Linked DNA regions of Homo sapiens: region 2 is linked to region 1. A link is a contact called in ENCODE Hi-C or POLR2A ChIA-PET data. All regions are on one chromosome and are shown on one strand. The core of a region is the stretch at or near the end of the contact, and the rest is flanking DNA. Distances in the headings are between cores, read along the strand shown. Region 1 overlaps JUN-DT (JUN divergent transcript). Region 2 has its middle 51 kb from the start of LINC01358.

The links. A loop is a pair of places that touch in the nucleus more often than their neighbours do. ChIA-PET counts read pairs that join two places held with the same protein, here RNA polymerase II (POLR2A). Pooled maps may share reads with other maps.
Region 2: a map of gastrocnemius medialis shows a loop between it and region 1 (2.2-fold over the local background). The contact joins two enhancer-like sites. A Hi-C loop is called at or near these places in 2 of 168 maps with a recorded cell type or tissue (K562 and gastrocnemius medialis) and 4 of 50 pooled maps. POLR2A ChIA-PET finds 5 or more read pairs at or near these places in 5 of 52 experiments (CD8-positive, alpha-beta T cell, GM12878, K562 and 2 more).

The regions. Positions count from the first base shown.
Region 1 is chr1:58,880,725-58,885,498 of GRCh38, reverse strand. The region is part of intron 1 of JUN-DT (JUN divergent transcript); the gene reads right to left. LINC02777 (long intergenic non-protein coding RNA 2777) reads left to right here. Exons shown (of 5, transcript NR_183656.1): 5 at 1,765-2,621. Among named protein-coding and RNA genes, the nearest start is that of LINC02777, 21 kb to the left of the region's middle. RefSeq lists a silencer at 1-75 and enhancers at 2,108-2,402, 1,305-2,504. Within about 2 kb of position 2,063, at least 27 of the 41 ENCODE cell types and tissues checked have a DNase peak (open chromatin) inside an H3K27ac peak, as active enhancers do; they include gastrocnemius medialis, where a contact is called at or near this core.
Region 2 is chr1:58,966,845-58,971,618 of GRCh38, reverse strand. No RefSeq gene overlaps it. Among named protein-coding and RNA genes, the nearest start is that of LINC01358, 51 kb to the left of the region's middle. RefSeq lists an enhancer at 2,878-3,037. Within about 2 kb of position 2,883, at least 26 of the 41 ENCODE cell types and tissues checked have a DNase peak (open chromatin) inside an H3K27ac peak, as active enhancers do; they include gastrocnemius medialis, where a contact is called at or near this core.

The DNA of each region.
Region 1 (4,774 bases), core at 814-3,313:
TGCCTTTTATGGCTCTGGCTTTGGAAGGGCAAACACTGTTATCAGTAAAACAACACAGGTGCTTTCTAGAGTTGGAGCCAGGTGGAGCCAAGCAGGAAGGGAGACCCCTTCGCACAGGCAGACATGACCCAATCACCTGTCTGGTTCAGAAGGGTGCAAAGACCCTCCTTGGGGAGTGGAACAAGAGGCTTCTGTGGTGGTGAAGGGCATGGCTTGGGGGCCAGACAGGATAGCTTCAAGTCTCAGTGACATGGCTGGCTAACTGCAACCTCAACAACCTCCCTGACTGAGCGTCAGTTTCCTCAGCTATAAAACAGGGATGTTGATGGCTCAGTCCTATGACTGAGCATATTCCAAGTGCTCAATAGCACATGTGGCTAGTGGCTACTGTATTGTACAACACAGATACAGCATTATCACAGAAAATCCTATCATGCAATGCTGGTAGGGGCTCTGGGCTCTTGACATTAGTTCTTGATCTCACTCACTACAGCTACTGAAAACAGAAGACTGGTCCAAGTGAGGTCTCCAGCTCTAAGGGCTCGGATTCACGGCAGAGATCCACGGTTCCTGGCTCCTCTCTCTAGCCCTTAGTCCTCTCTATTACTGCAAGGATTTGGCTTCAAGGTTGGAGCCTGGCTCACTGCCTTTCTTATGCTTCCTAAGCAGAACCCCAGGGTGAGAGGATGTGTGTGTGAGGGGAAGAGGCTGGCCAATGCCTCCTGTAAAGGTAGGTGTCCAGAGTCTGAAAGCCTTGGGTTCAATTCCTGGCTCACTCACTCAGATGTTAATGGCTCCAGGTAAGTCACTGAACCTCTCGGAGCCTCAGTTCTCACATCTGGGCTTGCTCTAGTAAGGGGTAAAGAGGTAATGGAGGGAGAAACACTTTGGAATCTGTAAAGTACACTGTTCAGAATGAGAAACTTCTACAAGTAGATTGACTCTCCTTGCTCTGCCCCTTTCTTCACTAAAAGAGTATTTAGATAGAGGCAGATAGCTGCCTTAGAATATAAGCAAAAAGATGTTTTATTTAGAGACATTTTCCAGACATCTGGAGATGAGAAGAACTTGGTATCCCAGAGACACCCTGGAAGAGTCCCCTAAAGGAGAATGGGAAAAGGAAAACATTCTCTGAACACCTATTATATTTTAGATACTGTGACAGTCCCTTTCATATATAAAGAGTGGCAATGATGATGATGCTGGCTAACAAGAAAGTTGAGTGCCCACTGTGTGACAGGTACCCTTTTGATTGCTTTACATATATTATCCCCATTTTACAGATGAGGAAGCTGAGGCACTGCAAAGTAAAAACAAATTTCCAAGGTCACCCTAAGCTAAGGTTTAAATTGCAGCAGCCAGAGTCGCAGGGCCATGTGCACAGCCGTCTCTCCACACTGCGTTCAGTCTGCACATTGTTAGTCTCATGTAACACCACCTGCCACTTTCAGATAAGGAACTGAGCCTCAGGAAGATTACGTTACTTGCTTAGGGTCACATAGAGGGGAGAGAGGAGGTTCATTGAGTGTTTTGCTTTTTTTCTTCTTTCTTCAAAAATATTTCCTTCTTTGGCTATCTTTTTGACTAGAACAAAGGCATTGTTGATTCAGTTCGCGTCTGAATCTTGCTTCCTATTATTTCCTCACTTGAGTCCTAGGTTCCCCTTAGGATCAGACAGAAGAAGTCTACTGCCTTGTTCATAGGGAAATCTCTGAAATACCCAAAGCCTATCCTCCCAACATGTTTGCTTCTTTTCTTCTTCAGGAAAAGAAATACAAGTCCTTCCGCCTTGGCAAAGATGATAGTACCGTTCCCTTCAGTGTTCCGGTTCTGCTCTATTGGATAAGTTCCGGTTTGACTATGACTACGTGAAAATGTGGAACCAGACCTTCACCCCACATTCCAGCTCCAGCTCTACCACAGAGGAAGTGCAATATCACCTTAGTTATTCAACACATTATGCTCCTCGTGATACAACCAGAGTTCACATCAGCAATCTTGGCAGCTCTCACCACGCTGCTGACTCACGACTCTCTCATGTCCCAATTTCCTGTCCATTGTTCTTTCCTCTACTTGGCCTGATTTCTAAAGGCCTCTCTTGGTTGCATTAAGCGGGATTCCTGAGGGATTCCCTTGGCAGTTACCTTGGGGGAGCTCTTAGGTTTGGGGCTGATCCATGTCCTCTAAATGTAGGACTTCAAAGCTCCCAAAGATAGGCAGGCCCAGTGGGAAGCTGGGAAATGCTCTCTGACCCCTCTGGGAGGGCTGGCAGTCAGAGGGCCTTTTGGAAAGAGTCAGACCTGATCCATAAGTCCCTGGAAAACACCCTGCCCAGGGAGCAAATGCCACTGTGGCCTTGACTGAGGCTTCAGAAGAGTTTGGGAGCTGCAATTCATCCACACACGCATTCATTTTCAAGTAGTGGTTTGCAGTTCAGGCTTTGGAGCCACATAAGCCTGGCTTCAAAGCCACTTTCCAGCTTTGTAGGAAGTCTCTACATTTTTAAACCTCCATTTTTTTTTCCTGTAAAACTGGGGTCTTCATGGTACTTAACTTCATCGTGATGTTGAGAGAATGAAAAGAAAAAGGATAAATAAATGGCTTAGCCTCGTGCCTTGGCACATATTGTGATTGTTTCTTCACGTCTTTGTTCTCCTGGTGAAGCATTTATTCAGCAAGTGTTCACCAAGAGGCTGCCGGGGCAGCTGGGCGCTGTGGCGGAAAGAACACAGATGCTAATAAAAGCCTGAGCACAGGATCAGGCTCTGTGGGTAAAGATGCTCCAGTGGACCAGCTGAACACTTTACAGGAGACTCGTTCTGGCTCTGCATTTGGACGGCTGAGCTCCCACCCACTTCATCCCCCACCCGCAGCACACACACCAGCTTCTGGGCCATTTCTGAGTTGGGAGCTTCTCAGATTACGCTCAGTGTGACCTTGGGCAAATCCCATCACTCATCTCAGCCTCTGGCATATTTCCTATAAAACAGAGATAATAATACCCACCATACCAAGTTTTTGTAGTAGATTAACCAACAGCAAATGTGAAGTGCCCAGCGAAGCCCAGCATGTGGTTGATGCTCCACAACTTCTAGCTCCATTCCCCCCACCACACCTTCCATAACCGTGTGCCAAGCTTGGGCTAGATGCTGGTGGTCAACAGATTAAAAGAAGCTAGACCTGCCTGCAGGGAATTTAAACTTTAATGGGGGAAATAAACATTTGAACTTCTATCCCAGAGAAAGAGCGCTAAGGGCTGTGATGAAATTATGTCTGAAGGGTTATGGAACACCAGGAAGGGCAAATCGCTTTGCCAGTTTGGCCCTCAGTTTCCTTGTGTGTCAAATGAATGAAATTGGTTACTACCCCATGTGAGATGACTTAAGTGAGTTAGTGAGTGTGCAACTACATGTCGGAAAGTTTAGTTCTGTGCTAGTGCTTCTATTTACTTATCTGTTTCCCCATTAGAACTTCATCCCCTTGAAGGGGATGTCTTCTAAGCCTATGTCTTATTCATTCCTCTGTCCCCAGCACACTGGCATAGAACTGGTGCCCAGTCAACATCTGTTGAGTAAACAGATAAAATGACTTATTATCTAATTTTATCCCCCAAGACCCCAGAGAGATACACCATCCTATAGATGGAGGAAAAACTGAATACAGAGTTCAGTGAGTGGCCTGGCAATCAGTGGCTAAGCCAGGCATCTTGGAACCTGTGGTGATGACCTTTCTGCTAGATTTCACAACACAGGCCACTCTGGTTCGGGTGGGATGACATTGCTTTCCTGGACATGACTCAGCTTTCCCTGGGGGTCACTGAACCCAGCCATCAGCCTTCACACTGAGTCATGGGCTGAGGTGAACTTCAGACCTGAGGAGGGAGCAGGGCTGCCCTGCCAGGTGGGTGTGCCCAGGGATCCCTCAGTCCAGCTGAGCACACCACCTGGGAAATCCTTCATGGGGTGAAGATGGGGCGGGGACAAGGATGTCACACCAGATCCACACCCATCTCCCACAAGAGCGTCTAAAGAGCAACACCTATCCCGTCACTGTGACTGGTGGGCTCTGACTCAGAGGTGCCCCTTCTCCATCCCCAATGTCACGTCCTCAGCATTGACTCCAATCATCTTTTGTTCTGCCTGGACTCCTAGCCTCCACTCTATCAACCTTCTTTTCAAAGAAGTTAAGTGATTTGCCATAACCACACATTATGAATATCATGTACTTATGTTCAGAAATTCTTGACTGGCTCCCTACTACCTGGAAAATAAAATCTAAACCCCTGGCTCAGCACTCAAGGTCCTCTTGCTGAAGCCTCAGCCTACTTTTCCTGTTTTTTTCCTCTGTACACCCTTGAATCCTTCATTTTAGATCAGTCTGTGTGTTGCCATTCTACAGAGTTGCCCTTTACTTTCCCTTCTCCTTGCCCTTGCTAATATACTAACTCACTTTCATCTGGAATGTCCTTCCCATGTCTTATCCATTCTTCGGATCTGAGCTTAAAATCCGCCTTATTCAGGAAGCCCTCCCAGATCTCCTCAGCCCAAACACTGGGATAATGCCAGCTATGTTTATTGATAATTTCTGTTGTGCAAATTGTTATGATCAGTACTTTATATGCTTCATTTCAGTTGATATTTCCAGCAGCCTTATAGCTAAATGAGTATTTATTACCCCATTTTATAGATGTGGTAACTGAGACTCAGAGAGGAGAGCTAACTTGTCCACACCTACATTCCTCTTGAGATTCAAAGGCCAGTGTGCCTGACTCCAA
Region 2 (4,774 bases), core at 1,634-4,133, 85 kb before region 1:
AAAAGTCCAGCGACCTAGAAGTTTCCAGGACTCTCTAAGAGGGAAAGATACAGAAATTCACCTGAAACAAGGACCCTCTATGTGGCAGACAGTGTACACGCCTTATTTACATTAAGTAGAGGTGACACAGACCTGGCATGAAACTTCGAATGTAGCTGTGTGACTTTGGGCAAGTCACTTAACATCTATCAATCTCAGTTTCCTCATCTATTAAATGGGAGATGGATTCCTACCTTACCTGTCTTATGTGTGATGATGTTCATAAAATGCTAAGCTCAGTGAGTGGTACATTGTCAGCACTCAGTAAGTGAGGATGGGAAATAGTCTTATTACACCCCAGAGAGGTAAGAACAGATGAGGAGACAGATGCAAAAAGGTTAAGCGATTTCTCTAGTCTCCAAAGCAGGTAAATGATAATTCAGATTTGAAGTCAAGTCTACCTTCAAATCCTAGAATCTTTCTTCAGTTCTTCATGTTCTGTTTCTTTTAGAATTATACCCTTTGCCATCTGACTTTGCTGTGCCTCCCCCTAGAGTGGGCAAATGTGTCTTCCTGTGCAGTGATATTGGGCTTGACCATTGACTTGCCCTGGGCAAAGTTATGGGGGTGGAAACAACAGCATGACAGTTCTGGGCTGAGACCTCAAGAAGCTTGATCTGTTTCTACTTATCTCTTGCTTCTGCTCCTGTCTCATGTCTCATTTACCACCATGAAAAGGGCAAGTCTGAGGTTCTTTCAGCCTGGCCCCCAGAATGAGACAAAAGAAGCAGACTCAAACTGACCCAAAGCCCTGGGCCTGCACCTTGAACCTGAGGTATCCAGCCAACTCTCAGTGAGAAAAATAAATGCTTGTAGTTGTAAGCAACTGAGTTTCGTGTGGTTTGTTACCCAGCATGATGGTGGCAATATCTGACTAATACACTGTCATAAAAAAGTACAGCCTAGCCAGGCCAGCACTGCAAGTATTTATTGAGTACCTGCTGTGTGTGACGGAAGTAAAACAGAATTTAAAATTATTTCTACCCATGAAGATGGTTTTATCATTCTTCCTATCTCTTTTGCCAAACATTGTCATGACATAGAGTGGAAAACCACAAATCTTTATTTTATTTTTTAAAAATGAAATAAATGTTTATATGTATTTATATTGTTGAAGAGAAAAGCATAGCTTCATTAAAAGATAACGAGCAATATTGAGGCACATATTTTCTAGGAACTCAGCAGTGGATATTAGATTAGCCTACTGAGAATTTGTAAGAGTTGGCTAGTCCTTAAGGGATGGGAAGGATTTAAAGAGGCTGGACATAGCCCTCCAGCCAAATCACACAGCTTTCACCTTCAGGTTTATTTGCTGGGGTGGAGAAGAATGTGACAGACCTGAGTTCAAATCTTCAGGCTGCCAGTTTCTAGCTGTGGGACCTTGAGCAAGTCATCCATCCCTGACCTTCAGATGAGCTCCCCTAGGTTTCTTTCCTGTACCTGGAAGGGCCCCCTCCAGACCTTTGTATGCCTGTAAAGTCCTACTTGACTCCTTCTCCCCCAAGAACTAAGGCTTCTCCCTCTTTTGTCCCAGCCACACCGGACTGAAATGATCTGGGCCCAAGGGTCCTCTGGGATTCTTTTCCATGCATGTGTCTTTTTCTCTTTTTTCTTGGAGGAGAACCACAGCTTTATTAATAACACTTTAAAAATTTTTATACACATACAAATGTATAATTCAAATATGACAAATATAAAAATTAGTTAATTCTAGGTGGTGGAACAAATGGTAATTTGTCAAGTTGTCTGTGCTTTGTTTTTAATATTTTTGAAACTACATGTTTACTGTAAAATAAAGCCAACTATTATATTCATTTAGAAAACAATATTCCTCTTCCTCATTCTCTCACCTGATTATCACTTTTGTTTGTTTGTTTGTTGTTTGCTTTAATTTTTTAATTTTTTTATCTTTTAAGTTCTGGGGTATAAGTGCAGGATGTGCAGGTTTGTTGCATAAGTAAATGTGTATCACAGTGGTTTGTGGTACCTATCAACCCTTCACCTAGGTGTTAACCCTAGCATGCATTAGCTCTTTTCTCTAATGCTTTCCCCACTCCCCTCCCCCAACAGGCCCCAGTGTGTGTTGTTCCCCTCCCTGTGTCCATGTGTTCTCATTGTTCAGCTCCCACTTATGAGTGAGAACATGTGGTGTTTGGTTTTCTGTTCCTGTGTTAGTTTGCTGAGGATAATGGCTTCCAGCTTCATCCATGTCCCTGCAAAGGACATAATCTCATTCCTTTTTATGGCTGCATAGTATTCCATGGTGTATATGTACCATATTTTCTTTATCTAGTCTATCATTGATGGGCATTTGGGCTGACTTTTTTCTACAGCAGCCACTGAGCTAGCTCAGAATGGGGCAGCCCCTTTAGCAACCCAGGATGCCCAGTGCCAATCTCAGTGCCTGGCATGGAATAGACTGTCAGTAAATAGTTGCTGACTTGAACTAAACTGAATGGAATTGCTCCAAATATTCACCAGGAATAAATTATTTTAAAGTACAATTTTGACATTGTTTTTAAAAACGATCTTAGAGCTAAATACATAACTAAAAAAAAAAATACATGCTGAAAAACACATCCACACAAACAAACATGTATGCAAACAAACATTTGCCAAACACAACTCTAGGAGGCTTTTGCAGACTTGTCTGCCATTTAAGGCCTGTAATTTCCCTCTTGGCTGACACTGGCTTTGGCCTGGGCCATGTTTCACAGACTCCTGGCAGGCAGCCTCGTTGGGCTTTGCTTAGCTTTTTTTTTTTTTTTTTTTTCTTTCATCAGACTTGAAACTGAAGCGACAGGACTTTCTGAAACCTTCTGTCAGCTGTAGCTGCCACGCTTCATGTAACCTCCTTACCCCTCCCAGGTTCTGTGGCTTTATAAATGTGTCTAGAGGTCCAGGAACAAGGTAGTAAACAGTGGATTCCTTCTAGAAGGAATAAAGAGGGTTCAGGAGGCACCACCCAGTCTGGGGACTGCCTGTGAACCAGGCCAGGCCCCTACTCCCCCAGAGCAGATTAGATCTGATGGTCTGGACTGCTGGCCAACTTTCAGCATGAAAAAGGTAGAGATACTGGAGAGGAAGTAAAGGAACATGAAAACAAAACCAAATGAACTCTGTTGTGCTGCTGACATGGGTAAAACTTGTATGAACCTAACTGCTGGAGGAAAGTGGGGGCAGCTGGTTTATTCTACGGAGTTCTAGTGTGAGATGCAGCTCATGTTTCTATGCCAATTTCTAATGAGCAAGCTACCCCACTTCTCTGAGCCTCATTTCCTTATCCATGAACTGGATAATATCTACCTTGCAGGGCCAATGTGAGGTTGAATGAATTCATGTTTGTAAGGAGATAAGCGCTTCATAGAAGGTTAATAAATAATAGTTTTTTTTATGGTAAAAGAGCCCCCAATCACAAAACTAGAAGACCCCATTAGAGGGATCCAGTTCCCACTCCTCCCTACACCACTTAAAGTGTAGCCTTCTCCATAGTTGCCTCTCCCAGCCCACGCTCATAGGCTCCCCCAGGGAGCCTGCTGCATCCTGGGGAAATTCTCGCTACTAGAAAGTTTTTCCTTGGGCTGAATCAAAATTGATGTCTCTGCAGCTTTCACCTATTGGGCCTTCCCCCTCAAGAACACTGAAAACAAGTCTATACCCTCCACCTCTCTGCAGTCTTCAGCATAGAGGACAGCTCTCAAGCCCTCTTTGAGGTGTCAACAGAAGTCTTGAGGCTTTAGTTAGGTATATACACATACAATATACATATATACTATATATATACACACATATATATACATATATATGTATGTATATTGTATGTGTATATGTGTATGTATATATCTATATATGTATGTGTATATGTATCCCATACATACGAAGAAAGAGAGAGTGTAAGGTATATTTATATACACTCATATGTAAGTATGTAGAGGCAACTACAAGGGCCTCTGTAGGCAAATACATGTGTACCTATCCAGGACTTGCGAGGTCCAGGAGGGCTTCTTAGAGGAGGTAATGTTTAACCTGAGTAGGCAGTGTAAAGTGCATGTGCAGTCCCACAGCTAATAGTGAGGAACCCAGCCTCAGGAGCATGCCCCTCTGCTGTAGCAGTGGGTGACAGTTGGCATCAACAAAGTGTGTGAAGCTAGATATCATTATTGTCCATTTGTAATTGTTTGTTATTATCCAAATTAACCTTTCTAGGCCCAGTTTCCTCAGTAGCCTTGGCCCATTCTTCTGACAGCATGTTTCTTGATTTGCCTCTGTAATAAACAGGGAGACCTGGGTTTGAGTCAGGCTCTGTCACTCACAAGCTGGGCAGCCACTCCTCTGGGCCTTGGTTTCCACATTGCGAGATGAGAACCTACTGCCCAGGTTGCTGGTGGATTGAATGAGGCATCTTTGGAAGGTGGCCCAGCACATGGCAGATGTTTGGCAGAAGCTTACTTTCTTTTCTAGTTTGACAAGATGATGCCGGCTGATCTGATATTAGATATTAATAGTTGATGATGGCATAATGTGTTATACCTTCTGAGCCATTTGCATTTGCCTAGAGAGTACCAGCCAGCTTAGTGATATGTCGTTGCCCAGTAAGCTTAGAACCCTGGGAGTGAGTGAGCACTGAGGCCAAGGAACTCACCCTAGAGAGGAGGAGAGGGTCTCAGGGGCTGACTGCGATAGATGCTACAACAAAGTTTGGGGCACACAAAAGGAAGGAGGAATTTCATTCAAA